Linked DNA regions of Homo sapiens: region 2 is linked to region 1. Evidence: read pairs that join two places in POLR2A ChIA-PET (ENCODE). Cell type or tissue: A673. All regions are shown on one strand.

Region 1 (8,000 bases):
CGCCTCGGTAGGACCATTGGTTTCAACCCTATTCTTTATCTTTCAGGTTTAAGAAGCTGGTGCAAACTGTTCACCAAGATGTTCACTGACACATCTCTAGAACGGTGTCATGGTAACCATTTCCCCAAAGACTGACTTACGGTCCAGTATGGGGCTGTGCTCATTTGCGTGGGGATCTATTTTTGTGTGGCCGGTTCCCTCTGCTCTTAGATCCATTCCCTGACCTGCCCGGCTATGGACTGCCAGGGCCTCTAGTCCCAGGATCTTTCACCAACTGGTGTCCGGCGAGCTTTGGCCAATAGGAGAGAATGGAAGAGTAGGAGGGCAACAGAAGCCAGGGGATTCTTCTGCTGTTATTTTGCCTTGAGCAGCATCATGGGAAGCATTTCCTGCCTCTGTGGCTGTGGCCCCACTAGCCTGACCCTCCCTCAGTGGGCCCAGCGTCTGCCGGGCAGCCTTGACTGTGGCCCTAGAGTCACGGAATACTCGAGCAGACCTCTGACGGACATGGTGGGGTGAGCCATGTGGGTCGCTGGGGAGAGGATTCCAAAACAGAAGGGTGAGATCGGGGTGTTTGAAGTTGGTGAGAGAAAGAGTGGTAGGACTTAACATATTGGACAGTAAGGGCCTTGGCTTTTATCTGAGTGAGATGAGATCATGTTGGAGAACATCAACTAGAAGAATGACACAATCTGATTCACGTTTTTAAAGGACCTTAGCAGCCTGGCTGCTATGGAGAGAAAAGACTGTGCAAGCAACAGGGAAAGAACAGGGGAGCACAGTAAGAAGGCCATCGTGTCATCAGGCAGGAGGTGACAGTGCTCAGGCCAGGGTGGGAGAGGAGCAGTGGCAAGAAGGCATTGTTATTTCTGGATATGTTTTGAAGACAGAATCCCCAGAATTTGCTGATAGATTGGATGTGGGGTCTGAGAGGAGGAAAGGGCAGCATGGGAGCACCTGGAATGATCCCACTTACTGGGACGGCAGGGGCAGGGAGGGGCTGGGGAAACAGTTTGCTTTTGGATACAGTAAACTTCAGACATACATCAAACACCCAAGTGAAGAGTCCAGAGAGACAGGGGTCAGGGTGACAAGAGACGCTTGTTTGGAAGTCGTCAACCAAGGGATGGAATTTAAAGCTGTGAGGTGGGAAGAGATGGTCTAGGATGAGAATGTAGACAGCAAAGAGGTTGGGACTGTACCTCGCAGCCTCCAACAGCTGGAGGCTGGGGAGATAAGAAAGAGCCAACAAAGGGACCAGGAAAGAACAGCCAGGGAGTCATCAGGGAATTGGGAGAAAGTGGCCTGCAGAGAGCAAGGGAGAGAAGAAGCAGTGAGTTAGAAGAAGAGGCAGAGTTGATGGTGACCTGGAGGCCACTGGTTAGCTTGCAGGAGCAGAGGAGCTTGAGAGCAGTAGCCTGCTGGGACTGGCTCTGGACATCCAGAGGAAAGGACGTGGTGAATAGTGAGAACTATTTCTAGGAACTTTGCTGTATGAGGGAGCAGAGAATGAGGTGGTGAGCAGGGAAAAATGTGGGTCAAGAGAGGGCTTTTTTTTTTTTTTTTCACGTGAGGGATATGGCCAGGCACGATGGCTCATGCTTGCAATCCCAGCACTTTGGGAGGCCAAGGCTGGTGGATCACCTCAGATCAGGAGTTCAAGACCAGCCTGGGAAATATGGCAAAACCCCATCTCTACAAAAAATTCAAAAATTAGCCAGGTGTGGTGGCACACGCCTGTGGTCCCAGCTACTCAGGAGGCTGAGGTGGGAGGATCGTTTGAGCTCAGGAGGTCAAGGCTGCAGTGAGCCAAGATCACACTACTGCACTCCAGCCTGAGTGACAGAGTGAGACCCTGTCTTAAAAAAAAAAAAAAAAAAGATGGGGGATATTACGGCATGTTTGTGTGCTAACAACCCTGTAACATTCAGGGGAGGGAGTTGTGTCGACGGTGCGGGAAAGAGAGGGGAAAACCTCATAGACAAGAGAGATGAGCTGAACCAGCGGCGTGGCCGGCCGCCAACAGGTGGGAGATGGGACAGATCACCCAGGTGACTGGAAGGGACCGCGTCGAATGCAGCCTGGGAGACACAGTCAGGGAGCTTGTGAGGCTCTTTCCTGAGCGCTTCTGTTTTCCCCGTGAATAAGAGGCAGTGCCACCTGTGGATGGGAGGTTTGAAGGGCGAGAAAAGGTGAGACGGACTCTGGAGGGGAGTGGGAGGCTGAGGTCCATGTGGACATTCTCCCCCCACAGAGGAGGCCTGCTGTTGATGATGTCCTCTATCTTTTCTTCCAACTCAGCAGTAAGTCTTGAAGATTGTGTATATCCTTTCATAGAGAGCTGCTTCATTCCTGAGAATGGCTGCCTAGTATTCCATGGTACGAGCATTGCATAATTTATTATCATTACTTATGTATTACCTTGTATTTATGTGTGCAGTCCTCTACTGATGAAAATGTAGGCTGTTTCCAATGCTGGAATGCTGTGCACATGTCATTTCACACATTTTGGAGTGTGCCGAAGGACAAATGCTTAGACAGGGACTTGCTAGAACAAGGTGTGAAGACATGATTCAGTTTCATAGACCAGTGATTTGTTTTCCTTGGGACGTTCATCCGTTTGCACTCTCACCCACAGTGTATGAACACGCCTGTCTCTCTACACCTTCATCGACACAAATCTATTTCTAACTTTTTGATATTTGCCCACCTCTTAGGTGAAAATAGTATCTCGCACTTTTACTGTGTATTTTTCTTGTGATAAATAAGAATGCACATCTTTTTACACATTCGCGTGTCTTTTTTGAGTTCTCTTTCTGTCTGTTGTCTATTTGTGATTTTTGCCTATTCTCCTATTGGGTAGTGGATCATTTTCTTATCTACTTATAGGCACTCTTTATATATAAAGAGATTAGCTCCTCATCAGTGGGTGGCAAATATTTCTTCCCAGTTATTTTTTGTCTTCTGACTTTGTTTATTATGCCTTTTCTCCATGCAGGATTTTTTCTTTTTATATGTTTTATTTCATTAATTTATTTGTTATGGCTATTTGGGGTTTTCTGCCATATTTAGAGAAGCCCTTCCTACTTCAAAATTATTTTTAAAATCTCTCCCATATTTACTTCTGCATTTGTACTGTTTCCTTTTTTTAACATAAAAAATCATATTACATTTAAATCTTTTTTTTTTCTATATGGCATTTATTCTGGAAAAGATGTGAAGCAGTGGAGGAGGAGATAGACTTTCACAGTAATTTCTGTCCTATTTATTGATGTTGGGCAGGAGGCCTGGGCCCCGGTCCTGGACCGGCGACCATCCCATGCCAGACTTGGCAGGCACGTGCCTCTCTGAGCCTCCACCGCCTTCATCTGTGAAGTGAGACCGCCAGGTGGGGTGATTTCCAAGGTCCTTGCCATCAGACCGTCGAGGAGTCTGTTGAGGATGCTCTCTCCCTTTCTCTCTGGACTCTTGGAGAACTGAGTCGGACACCAAAGTTTGTGTGGTGAGTACAAGGAGTGGCTGCCTTGTCTTCCCGCACTCAGGCAATAAATACTTATTGAGCGCATGCTGTGCGATGAGTCACCAGAAACCCATCTGCACTGATTGAGCCGCCAAATGCCCATCCTACTGATGGCAGATCAATAGGGCCCTTCCTCTACAGGAGCCTGGGAGTGATGATCCAGTGGACATGCAGACAGGAAAATACCAGCTGAACCCACTCCCACCACAGAGTGAGAAACACAGGCGTGGAGGATTTTCCATTTCACGGTGTGTTCATGGATGTCAGCTCATTTCATTCTTACAGTAAGAATTATATCCCCACCCCTACCCTGCCACACACAAATACAAGGTTTGAAAAGGCTGAGTGACTTACACAGCGGCCCTGTTGGAGATCACCAGGCTAACAGCCATCAGCGGCAGGTCAGAGCCAGGGTGTTGTGGCTCTGCACGGAGCCCCACATGCCGATTTAATGGGCTCTGCCATGGCTAACGTTAAATGTCAATGTGGCCAGGCTGCGGTGCTCAGCTGTTTGGTCAAATGCCGGTCACATGCTTCCGTGAAGGCCTTTTTCAAATGAGATGAACGTCTAAATGAGTGGACTGAAAACAGATCACCCTCCATCCTCCACAGCAGGGTGGGTCACATCCAGTCATTTGGAGGCCATGGGAGAAAAGACTCAGATGCCCCAGGGAAAAAGGAATTCTGCCTCCAGACAGCCTTCTGACTCAAAGCTACAACCTCAGCTCGCACCTGAATTTCCAGCCTGCTGGCCTGTCCTGCAGATTTCAGGCTTGGCAGCCCCCATAATCACAAGCTCGTCCCTTAAAGTGAATCAATCTTATCAATCTCTCTCTCCTCTGTGTGTGTGTGTGTGCACGCGGTGGGAGGGAGGGGAGTAAGTTTAAAGAATGGCTGCGATATACACATATATAAGTATATGTATGTACATTATACATACACACATACATATACAAACACTATTGCCTCTGTTTTTCTGGAGAACCCTAATATACTTTTCCTCCCAGGAAAGTAATTACTAATGGTGGAATTTCAGCCTCTGCAGAAGAAGTAGGGGCCAGGGCTGCGGTTCCTTTTGGTTGCTTCCCTAATGACACCACCCAGGGACGTGCCTCTGTGTGCGCTGGCCTTGGGACTTTAAAGAGGTGCACAGGAAGGAGCCTGGGCTCTGGAGTCAGACCTGCCTGGCTGCTTGCTGCTGGTGTGACTGCAGGCAAGCCACGTAGCCACTGAGCAAAAAGGAGAGAAGGATGCCCAGGTGTTTGCAGGCAGCAGGGCTGGCAGAGGCTCCACTCACATTCGTTCCTGTCTCTTCCTTGATGTTAGTGCAAATACCAGACACACAGCTGTAGCACCGTCAACGTGGTTTGCTTTCCAGAATCTTCTGGAAAATTGCAAAAAGTCCACAATTTCCTGGGCACATGCCCTGTTGCCCTCTGAAGCTAATACACCTGGCCCCCAGAGGCCACCCTCACCGCAGAAGAGAGTGTGTTTCCTAGAAGGCTGTTCCCGTGGGTCCAGGGCAGCCGGGGACCTGGCACCTTGGAGTTAGGAGCAGCGTTTCTCAGAGTGGCCCTCAGGCCCTGCTTCAGAGGGTCCAGGAGGTGCCTGGGCTCCTTCCCCAGGCTGTGGTTGGGGGATTTGGGGTAGGGCATGTGTATGCATGTGTGTGTGCTTGTGTGTGCATTCATATGTGTGTGCATTTGTGTGTTCGTGTGTGCGTGTGCATGTGCAAAAGTGTGTACATGTGTGCATGTGTGTTCGTGTGCGCATGCGTACGTGTGTGCATGTGTGTGTGCGTGTGGACATGTGTGAGCGTGTGTGTGCATGTGTAAGCATGTGTGTGCACTCACGTGTGCATATCGTTTGAGATCCACTGCCCTGGCCCTTCCTCTGCTCCTTCTCCTGGGAAGTATTTTGGGAACCAGAAAAAAAGCAGTCACACATTTTGCATCTGTCTTTCCTGCTAGAGAATTGCAGGTGCTGTGTTGAGCCACCCTGCTGTCACCTGACAGGCTGTCAAGGATGCTGTGGAGAACGCCCTGCGCCACAGAGGCTCTGGGCAGCAGAGCAGGGCTGCCTCCCACCTCACTGCGTGGGCGGAGCTCCTTCTCCCAGGGAGGGGAATGTGGAGAGGGGATGCCAGCCTACTTCCCCTTTCCATTTCATGCCGGTGATATTTGCTGTTATTTGGACTATTATTGCAAACATCTTCAGATCTTTGCTGAAGAGAGACTATGCCATGTGAGGTGTAACAGTGGGGGTGTTGGTTGTTATAGGAATTGCTGATTTTACATGAGTCTTTTTCCAGTGACTTTTCGATAACTGAATGACGGAATGAGCTCGAGGCCCATAGATGTGATCTACTTCAGGGCCAGGCAGAAAGAAGGGACTTTTATTCAGTCAGAAGCGGGATCACGTGGGATTTGAGAAGAGTGATCCTTAGCAGAGCTGGGCTTTGCGCAGGGGACTCTGGAGGGAGAGGAGACACAGGGGCTGTTTGGGTCAGGGCTCCAAGGAGAAGGGCACAAGGCCACTATGGAGAGTGCTGTTTCTACCGGGAACTCTTGGAGAGGACTCCATTTTGTTACAGCGGCCAGGGCTCCATGGGTGCTAACCACCTTGGGGATTTGATAGTTTGAAACAAACAAACAAAAAGACATACGCTAAGATCTCTAGAGAGAAATTCCTGTTCGGTCTTAAACCAAGAATAGTTGTCTTTCTCCTGAACTCTTGGTCTGTTTGTATCTTGTGAGTCCTAGAGCTGACTGGAACATAATCACCCAAGCTGTGGCCCACCCACAGCAAGTGCGTGCTCCTGGCTTGACGTATACACACATCTGCTATTGGAGGAAATTACCTCTCCCAGCACAGTATTTAGGTCTGGTAGGGGACGCTGGTATTCTGCCTCCCTAGTCCCTGGCTCAGCCTGTCATAATCACCCCCAGTCGGGAGACTTGGTCTTGGTGGCCAATCAGAGCCTTCCTTGTGACTCTGGCGCTGACAGAGCCCTTTCCATTCTTATCTCGAGGCAGTTAGACTTCAGCCTGGCACTACCCCTGCTCCAGGGACGGCCAGACTGGGAGCCAGGGTACAGTACTCAGAGATGGGAGGAACAGCAAAGCCTGGGTTCCTGTCATCCTTAAGACCAATCCCTCCTCTGCTTCTCCCTGTGAGTCAAGAACATTCCCATATTTTCTTAAGATAGTGTGGGATTCCTGTCTCCTGCAATGCAAGAGTCCTAACGAATAAACTCACTTTTAGTTAACTTAATCATGTTGTCATTTTTGTCCATTTGTAGGTTATTCTTTCTAGAACAAGTGGAGGAGGTAAAGAAGCGTGGCAGGGAGGAGAGAAGCAAAGAAGGAAAGACACGTTGTGTCAGCAGAGCTATAACTAACATGAGTACCTGTTACTGAGCTGCTGCAGCCTCTCCTCTGCCCCACAGCCCCCACAGCCTTCATTGTGGTCAGGTAGCCCTGCACTCCTGCGATCCCCGGGCAGCATCAGGGCGGGAGCAGTGTTGAACAGGGAATGACTTTGGTTTTATCACAAAGCCTCCATGCTGGGTGTCTGTGGGGACGGCAGACTTGTGGTTCATAAAATCCCGAGTCTTTGGGTGGGTGGGCTTCTGACTCCGATTGGTGCTTGTGGGATGCCAGAGTCATTTCCAGGCTCAAGTAAAGCAGAGGCATTGGATCTTCTTGTTACTCTGGGGATTTAGACGAATAACTGGTGGAACTTGAGTGCATTAATCTTCCCCTATAGGAAAATAACTTTTCCCTTTGTAGTCGAAGAGAGCCTGACTAAAGCTTACTAATAACTGGGATTAGCAATGTCCATTAGTAATTTTTCAAGTTACTTGAGCAAGAAAAAAAATAGCGACTGCAGAAGCCAAAACTCAGAACCATCAGCTGATGTTGGTCACTTACTTTGACAAGCATAATTCAGATTCCATTTATTTATGGTTAAATTCCCGCAGCACTGTAACCAGATAACTCTGGGCTGAGGGGATGGGCTGAGGAGTGAGGAAAAATAAACCTACTTTCCTTTTGGTGTACTCTTACCTGTTCCTCATTTGTTTGACCCTAGTATCTCTTTCCATTTTAAAATTCAGATTCACAAAATGGGCCAGGTGTGGGGGCTCACGACTGTAATCCCAGCACTTAAGGAGGATGAGGCGGGCAGATCACTTGAGGTCAGGAGTTCACGACCAGCCTGGCCAACATGGGGAAAGCCCATTTCTACTAAAAATACAACAATTAGCCGGGCGTGGTGGCGGGTGCCTGTGATCCCAGCTACTCGGGAGGGTGAGGCAGGAGAATCGCTTGAACCTGAGGGGCTGAAGTTTCAGTGAGCGGAGATAGCACAACTGTACTCCAGCCTGGGCAACAGAGCAAGACTACGTCTCAAAAATGAACAAACAAAACAGATTAACAGAATGGTTGATCCTAGGACTACATGAGATTGCAAAGTATCC
Region 2 (8,000 bases), 470 kb before region 1:
CAGAAATACCTGCCCACACCTAAAAACTCAGTCACTGAAAGTCTGAAGTCAAATGATTATGTGAAATCTTAGTAGTGGGTACATGTGGTTTCATTAGATTATTCTTTGTATCTATATTTGTACTATCTTATAAGCACTATAAGTTTTAAAACCATACAAGAGGCTCTATGGAAAATAAATTGGACTTCATTAAAATTCAAAACGTGTGCATCAAAAGACACTGTCAAGAGAATGAAAAGACAACCCATATGATGGGAGAAAATCACGTATCTGACAAAGGTCTACAATCCAGAACATATTAAAAAACTCCTACAATTCAACAATGAAAGACCGCCACCCAGTTTTAAAATGGAAAAAGGACTTGACGTTTCCCCAAAGATGTGCTCGTGACGAATGAGCATGTGAAGAGATGCTCACTGTTGGCCGGGCGCGGTGGCTCACGCCTGTAATCCCAGCACTGTGGGAGGCGGAGGTGGGCGGATCACCTGAGGTCAGGAGTTTGAGACCAGCCTGGCCAACATGGTGAAACCCCGTTTCTACTAAAAATAGAAAAAATTAGCCAGGTGTGGTGGCAGGCGCCTGTAATCCAGCTACTCAGGAGGCTGAGGCTGGAGAATTGCTTGAACCTGTGAGGCAGAGGTTGCAGTGAGCTAAGATCGTGCCATTGCACTCCAGCCTAGGCAACAAGAGTGAAACTCCGTCTCAAAAAAGAAAGAAAAGAAAAGATGCTCACTGTCATTAGTCATAAAGGAAATGCAAATCAAAAGTACAGTGAGATGCCACTTAACACCCACTACGATGGGTAATCATAGGATGGGAAAAATAAAATAAGTGTGGGTGAGGATGTGGAAAAATCAACCCTCACACACTGCTGGTGAGAATGTAAGATGGTGCAGCTGCTATGTGACCGTCTGGCAGTCCCTCGAATGATTAAACATAGAGTTATAATGTGACCCAGCAATTCCATATATACCCAAGAGAAATGAGCATTATTCCTAATAGACAAGGGAAGAAACAGCCCCACGGTTCATCAGCCCATGAGTAGATTAACTAAATGTGGCATATGCATATAATGGAATACTGTTCCGCCATGACAAAGAGTGAGGTGCTGATAAACGGTACCACGTGCAGGGACCTTGAAAACAGATTAAGTGAGAGAAGTCAGTCACCAAAGACCACATATTACCTGATTCCATTCATCTGCACGGTCCAGAACAAGGGAGTCTACAGAGATAGTTGGTTAGTGGTTGCCTAGGGCTTGGGGAAGAGGTCTGGGGAGTGGAGAAGTGATGGGTATAGTATACACGGTTCCTTTTTGGGGTGATGAAAATGTTCTAAAATGGACTGTGGTACTGGTTGCTTATTTTAATATATCTGTGAATATATTAAAAAACCATTGAATTGTACACTTTACATGGATCAGCTATACAGTATGTGAACTATTTCTCCATAAAGCTGGGGGTTTTTTTGTTTTTGTTTTTGTTTTTTATTTAGATGGAGTCTCACTCTGTTGTCCAGGCTGGAGTGCAGTGGCGCGATCTCGGCTCACTGCAACCTCCACCTCCTGAGTTCAAGCGATTCTCCTGCCTCAGCCTCCTGAGTAGCTGGAATTACAGGCACACGCCACCATGGCCAGTTAATTTTTGTATTTTTAGTAGAGATGGAGTTTCACCATGTTGGTCAGGCTGGTCTCAAACTCCTGACCTCATGATCCGCCCGCCTCAGCCTCCCAAAGTGCTGGGATTACAGGCGTGAGCCACCGGCCCAGCCAAAGCTGTTTTTAAAAAACCATACATACAGTGAGATATCACTTCATATCCACTAGTCTGGGCCATCATTTTTAAAATGGAAAATCACAAGGGCTGGTGAGGATGTGGAGAAATTGTAACACTCATGCAATGTTGGTGGGAATGTAAGATGGTACTGCCACTTTGGAAAAGAGTGTGGAGGTTCCTCAGTAAGGTTAAACACAGAATTACCATATGATCTAGTAATTCTACTCCTAGGTACATACCTCAGAGAATTGAAAACAGGTGTTCAAACAGAAATTTGGACTTAATGTTCATAGCAGCTCCATCCACAATAGCCAAAAGGTGGAAACAACCCAAGTTTCCATGAACAGATAAACAGATCAACAAAACGTGCTATGTTCATACAATGGAAGAGTATTAGCTCCAAAAGGAAGCACTGATGCATTCTACAACATGGTTGAGCCTAGAAAACATGCTAAGTGAAAGAAGCCAGACACAAAAGACCAATGTATGACTCCACTGATGTGAAATCTCCAGAATGGACCAATCCCTACAGAGGGGAGCAGATCAGTGGCTGCCCAGAGCTTGGAGGAGGGGAATAGGGAGTCACTCCTTCCTGGGCACCAGGTTTCGGTTTGGGGTGATGAAATGTTCTATAACCAGACAGTGGTGATGGTTGCATAACATTGTAAATATGCTTAATGCCACTGGATTGCACAATTTAAAATGGTTATGATGGTAAATTTTATGTTATGTGTGTTTTACCACGTACACACATAAAACTTATTTTGTGCCATTAAAAAGAAAAAGCTCTATGAAGCACCTCTATTATTACTACTGTGATTAATGTTTGCAGAACAATATCAGAGAATTAAAAGTATTTAATGTTTGGAGAATAACATATGGCCATATACCCTTAGAACCCAGTATGTACATGTGTCTAGATTGTCAGTGTTGCTGGAGTCCAGAGAAGGATGGGAGCAGCGCTAGATGTCCAGAGAGCCCTGGTGTCCCTGAGCCAGGCCATGCGCTCAAGGGCTCAGATCTCCCCCACACCTCCCACTCCCTCACATTCAGAACAGCGTTCTCTCCATCTGGCTCCAAGGGGTCAATGTCTATTCCAGTCAGGTTCCGCATTTCAAAGGAGGCAGCGTCAAGAGACCAGATCGTCTGCTCCTGCTAGGAAGTCTTTGTCCTGGTCTCTGTTGGTCACTGCCTCTAGCCCTGGAGTCCAGAGTCAGGCCCAGCTGAGTTAGAGAGTTGCTGCTTGGAGCCTGGCCCTAGGCACAGAGGGAGGTCCGGAATTGGGATGCGCATAGGTTTCTGTGGTCCCCCAACACCTGGGACTGGAACGTCTGGGCCCTTCCTGGGTCTCTCACCAGGGCTATGTTATAAGGACAGGGCGGTTCTGGAGAAAGCCAGCTGGTAAACATCCCATCCCCCCAAATTTTCACTTTATCCCCCATACAGCCTCTTCCTGGCAACTTCAGAGAAATGTCAGAGGCTAATGAGATAGAGGGAATGCAGTTTTAAAACAGCTTTCAAAATTCACTCACTTTGACTTCTGCTTCTGGCCAAGAGGGAGTAACAAGGACCCATTTACCCTCCTGCCTCCTCTCTGAAACAACCCTAAACAAACACAAAATATATGAAGCAATTGTTTTCAAGACACTGTACACCAGGTGGTGAAGGACAGCAATCCCCAAGAGACGGGAAAAAATGAGGCGAGCCGATGACTGGCCCGGTTTACTGCCTTGAGAGAATGTCCAGACCACAGAGCAGGAACGGGGATCCCAGACGGAGCCCAGTGGACTTCCTTGGTTGAGGAAACAGCTGAGTGTCTAGGGAGAACTAAGGGACTGGAGTGAGCAGGACAGAGGACTAGAGAAGGGAGAGCCCTGGAGCGCTACACAGGTTCCCCCTCCACATCAGCTGAGTGTCCGTCAGCACGTGCATGGGAGGAAACGACTCCAAGTAGGATAGGGTCAGAGGCAACTCAGCATCTGCACAGAGTGGAGAATAGTGCAGACAGAGGCGTGAAGACAGTTGCTGTGGATAAGAACACATGGGGCCGGGTGCAGTGGCTCATGCCTGTAATCCCAGCACTTTGGGAGGCCAAGGCAGGCGGATCATGAGGTCAGGAGTTCAAGACCAGCCTGGCCAACATGGTGATACCCTGTCTCTACTAAAAATACAAAAATTAGCCGGGTGTGGTGGCATGCAGCTGTAATCCCAGCTACTCGGGAGGCTTAGGCAGGAGAACCACTTGAACCAGGGAGGCAGAGACTGCAGTGAGCTGAGATCATGCCACTGCACTCCAGCCTTGAACAGAGTGGGATTCCATCTCAAAAAAAAAGAAAAGAAAAGAAAAGAACATATGGACACAAAGAGGGGAATAACAGATACTGGGGCCTACTTGGGGGTAGCAGGTGGGAGGAGGGAGAGGATCAGAAAAAATAACTGTTGGGTACCTGGCTTAGTACTTGGGTGATGAAGTAATTTGTACAACAAGTCCCTATGACACGAGTTTACCCATGTAACAAACCTGCACATGTACCCTTGAACCCAAAATAAAAGTTGAAAATAATTTTTTAAAGGACAGTTATTGGCCAGGCACAGTGGCTCACACCTGTAATCCCAGCACTTTGGGAGGCCGGAGTGGGCAGATCATGAGGTCAGGAGTTCGAGACCAGCTCGGCCAATATGGTGAAACCCTGTCTCTCCTAATAATACAAAAATTAGCCAGGCATGGTGGCACGCGCCTGTAGTCCCCGTACTCAGGAGGCTGAAGCAGGAGAATCTCTTGAACCTGGGAGGCAGAGGTTGCAGTGAGCTAAGATCGCACTACTGCACTCCAGCCTGGCGAGAGAGTGAGACACCATCTCAAAAAAAAAAAAAAAAAAAAAGGACAGTTATTCAGTGATTGTACTGTATTCCATATGTTCAAAAACTTATGTAGGAACATGGAAGATATCAAACAGTTCAAAATTGAACATCTAGAGATGAAAGCAATATCTGGAATTAAACAACACTGGGTGGGATTAACAGCAGATTAGATGATACAGAAGAAAATATTAGTAAACTTAAAGACACAGCAGGAGAAACTATCCAAAATGAAAAACAGAAAGAAAAAGGAACTTAAAAATGAAAAAAAAAATCAGTGATCTGTGGGACAGGTACCCTAAATATATGTAATTGGAGTCCTTGTAGAAGAGGAGAAAAAGGAGGTAACAGAAAAAATATTTGAAGAAATAATGGCTGAAAAGTTTCCAAATTTGATGAATAAGTCCATAGATTCAAGAAACTCATTGTACCCCATCACAAAAACATAAAACGCACAAACTACCAAAGTTGCATCAAGAAGAGTATGTAATCAAAATAGCTCTATATCTATTTTTATTTATTTTTAAAATCGAATATCTGGATAAAACGTTCCACAAAGAAAATTCAAGGCCTAGGTGGTTTTACTGGGGAATTGCATAAAACATTTAAGGAAGAAATAATACCAATTCTCCACAAAATTTCCCAGAAAACTGAAGAGGTGGGAACACTTCTCAATTTATTCCATGAGGCTGGTATTACCCTGATACCAAAATCAGAGACATTATTTGTAAAGAAAATTATAGGCTGGACACCGTGACTCATGCCTGTAATCCCACCACTTTGGGAGGCCAGGGCAGGAAGATCACTTGAGTCCAGGAATTTGAGACCAGCCTGAGCAACACAGCAAGACCTCATCTGTATTAACATTTTAAAAAATCAGCTGGCATGGTGGCATGTTCCTGTAGTTTCAGCTGCTTGGGAGACTGAGGTGGGAGGATCACTTGAGCCTGGGAGGTTGAGGCTGCAGTGAGTTGTGATCGCACCACTGCATTCCAGCTTGGGTGACAGAGCAAAACCCTGTCTCAAAAAATAAATAAAGTCCGGGTGTGGTGGCTCACGCCTGTAATCCTAGCACTTTGGGAGGCTGAGGCGGGTGGATCACGAGGTCAGGAAATCGAGACCATCCTGGCTAACACGGTGAAACCCCGTCTCTACTAAAAATACAAAAAATTAGTCGGGCGTGGTGGCAGATGCCTGTAGTCCCAGCTACTCCAGAGGCTGAGGCAGGAGAATGGCCTGAACCCGGGAGGCAGAGCTTGCAGTGAGCTGAGATCGTGCCACTGCACTCCAGCCTGGGCGACAGAGCAAGACTCCATCTCAAAAAATAAAATAAAATAAAATAAAATAAAATAAAATAAAATAAAATAAAATAAAATAAAATAAATAAAAATAGAAATAAGAAAATTACACACCAATATTTATCATGAGCATAGATGCAAAAATTCTTTTAAAAATTTTAGCAATTGAGTTCAAGAATGTATAAAAACAATAAAACATGGTAACCAAGGTTTATCCCAGGAATTCAAGGTTGGTTTAACATCCAAAAGTCAATCAATGTATGGCATGAGGATAGGCATATAGATTAATAGAATAGAATTGAGAGCCCAGACATGTATGGACCATTCAGCAGGGGAAAGAGTAATCTTTACAAAAAATGCTGCTGGGACCACTGGATAGCCATATGCAGGATACATTTGGGCCTCTACCTCATACCATATAGAAAAATTAACTAAAAATGAATCAAAGACCTAAATGTACGAGCTAAAGCTCTAATGCTTTTAGAAGAAAACACAGGTGTAAGTTTTCTTAATCTTGGATTAGGCAATGACTTCTTAGATACACCTAGAGAATAAGCAAACAAGGAAAAAAAATCAGACTTCATCAAAATGAAAAGCTCTTGTGCTTCAAAGTATGCTATCAAGAAAGTGAAAAATCAACCCACAGAATGGGAAAAATATCACAAATCCTTCCAGCCTCAGACCTGGGAGATACCAGATGTTAAGGAGAAAATCCAAAGGACTTGGAAGACCCTTCCTTGACCGCTTCCTCCATTCTCAGTGCATTTCTGAGGACCGAGACAAGCAAGCCACGGCAAGGCTCTTGGCACCTGGCACAGTTCTCCCAGCCCAGATGGAGATCTCAGACCTTCTGCACATAGGCACCACATGTCTTGAAAGGGGCTTTTGTTCTTATCTGCCACAGTAAGGCACCGTGGTTAGAGTGTGTGTGTGACTGGGAGGGACGAGGAGGGAGCCCCATGCAGGAATGTCTGTTTCCACTCACTCCATAGGATTTCTAACTGCCCACAAAATTATGCCTTTGCTTATTCTTTGTGTGGATTCTGAAGCCCAGCTTAAGGAGTGCTGGGGTTGCTAATCCTACAAAGGGTATTTTGTGTGAGTTCAGTGTCCTTCCTAGTGGGAGCCAGGGCTGGTGGGGCCATCCACTCCACACCCGCCTTTATGTTGCTGGGAGCAGAAAAAGGGAGAAAGTGGGAACCATCCAGATTCTCTGGTTGCGGTGAAATAAATGAGTTTAGTGAGTTTAAGCAAGAAAAATGGATTTATTGAAAAGAGAGCAAGAGAAGATAGAGATAAATATCCAGATTTGAAGGATAAGCACTAGGGAGATGCCAGGGAGCTCGGCAGCTGGGCCTTGTGGAATCATCTCCACGATGTTGCTGCAAGTGGACTTGGCTCCAGCCTGCTTTTTCCCAGTGTGCTTTTGCACCAAGTTTAATTCCAAGGAGAGAAGGCTTAAATACCTTACCTTTTCTTTTTTAAGAGATGGAGTCTCACTCTTTCACCCTGGTTGGAGTGCACTGGTATGATCATAGCTCATTGCAGCCTCGGACTCTTGGGCTCAACCAGTCCTCCCACCACAGCTTCTCGAGTAGCTGGGACTATAGACATGAGCACCCACCTGGCTCAAAGGTCAGAGTTTTTAAAGTTAAGTCACAGAAAGGCTGGGCATGGTGGCCCACGCCTGTAATCCCAGCATTTGGGAGGCTGAGGCAGGTAGATCACAGGAGGTCAGAAGTTCAAGACCAGCCTGGCCAACATGGTGAAACCCCATCTCTACTAAAAATTCAAAAATTAGCCAGCACAGTGGCATGTACCTGTAATCCCAGCTACTCAGGAGGCTGAGGCAGGAGAATCGCTTGAACCCAAGAGGCAGAGGTTGCAGTGAGCCAAGATTGCACCACTGCATTCCAACCTGGGCAACAGAGTGAGACTCTGTCCCCCCCCAAAAAAAAAAAGTCAGAATACACATGTGATATTATAGCAGCTGCCCTCTTCAAGGATGCCTGGCCTTCACATTCAAAGGGTGCCAGGTCTGTGGGCTGACCCGGGTCTGGGAATTTCA

The links. ChIA-PET counts read pairs that join two places held together with the same protein. Peaks named below come from ENCODE experiments on the same cell type or tissue, not always from the same donor. Only the 100,000 strongest peaks of a DNase experiment are listed, where the experiment ranks them.
Region 2: POLR2A ChIA-PET joins it to region 1 with 16 read pairs; 3 of 35 experiments call an interaction of 5 or more read pairs at or near these places.

Annotation. Positions count from the first base shown.
Region 1 is chr7:151,884,906-151,892,905 of GRCh38, forward strand. No RefSeq gene overlaps it. Among named protein-coding and RNA genes, the nearest start is that of PRKAG2, 12 kb to the left of the region's middle. RefSeq lists enhancers at 2,841-3,652, 3,653-4,464, 5,433-5,933. In A673, no CTCF peak of the experiment used is centred here; a DNase peak (open chromatin) is centred at 3,556.
Region 2 is chr7:151,413,520-151,421,519 of GRCh38, forward strand. No RefSeq gene overlaps it. Among named protein-coding and RNA genes, the nearest start is that of WDR86, 7.5 kb to the left of the region's middle. In A673, no CTCF peak of the experiment used is centred here; no DNase peak of the experiment used is centred here; H3K27me3 peaks cover 282 bases.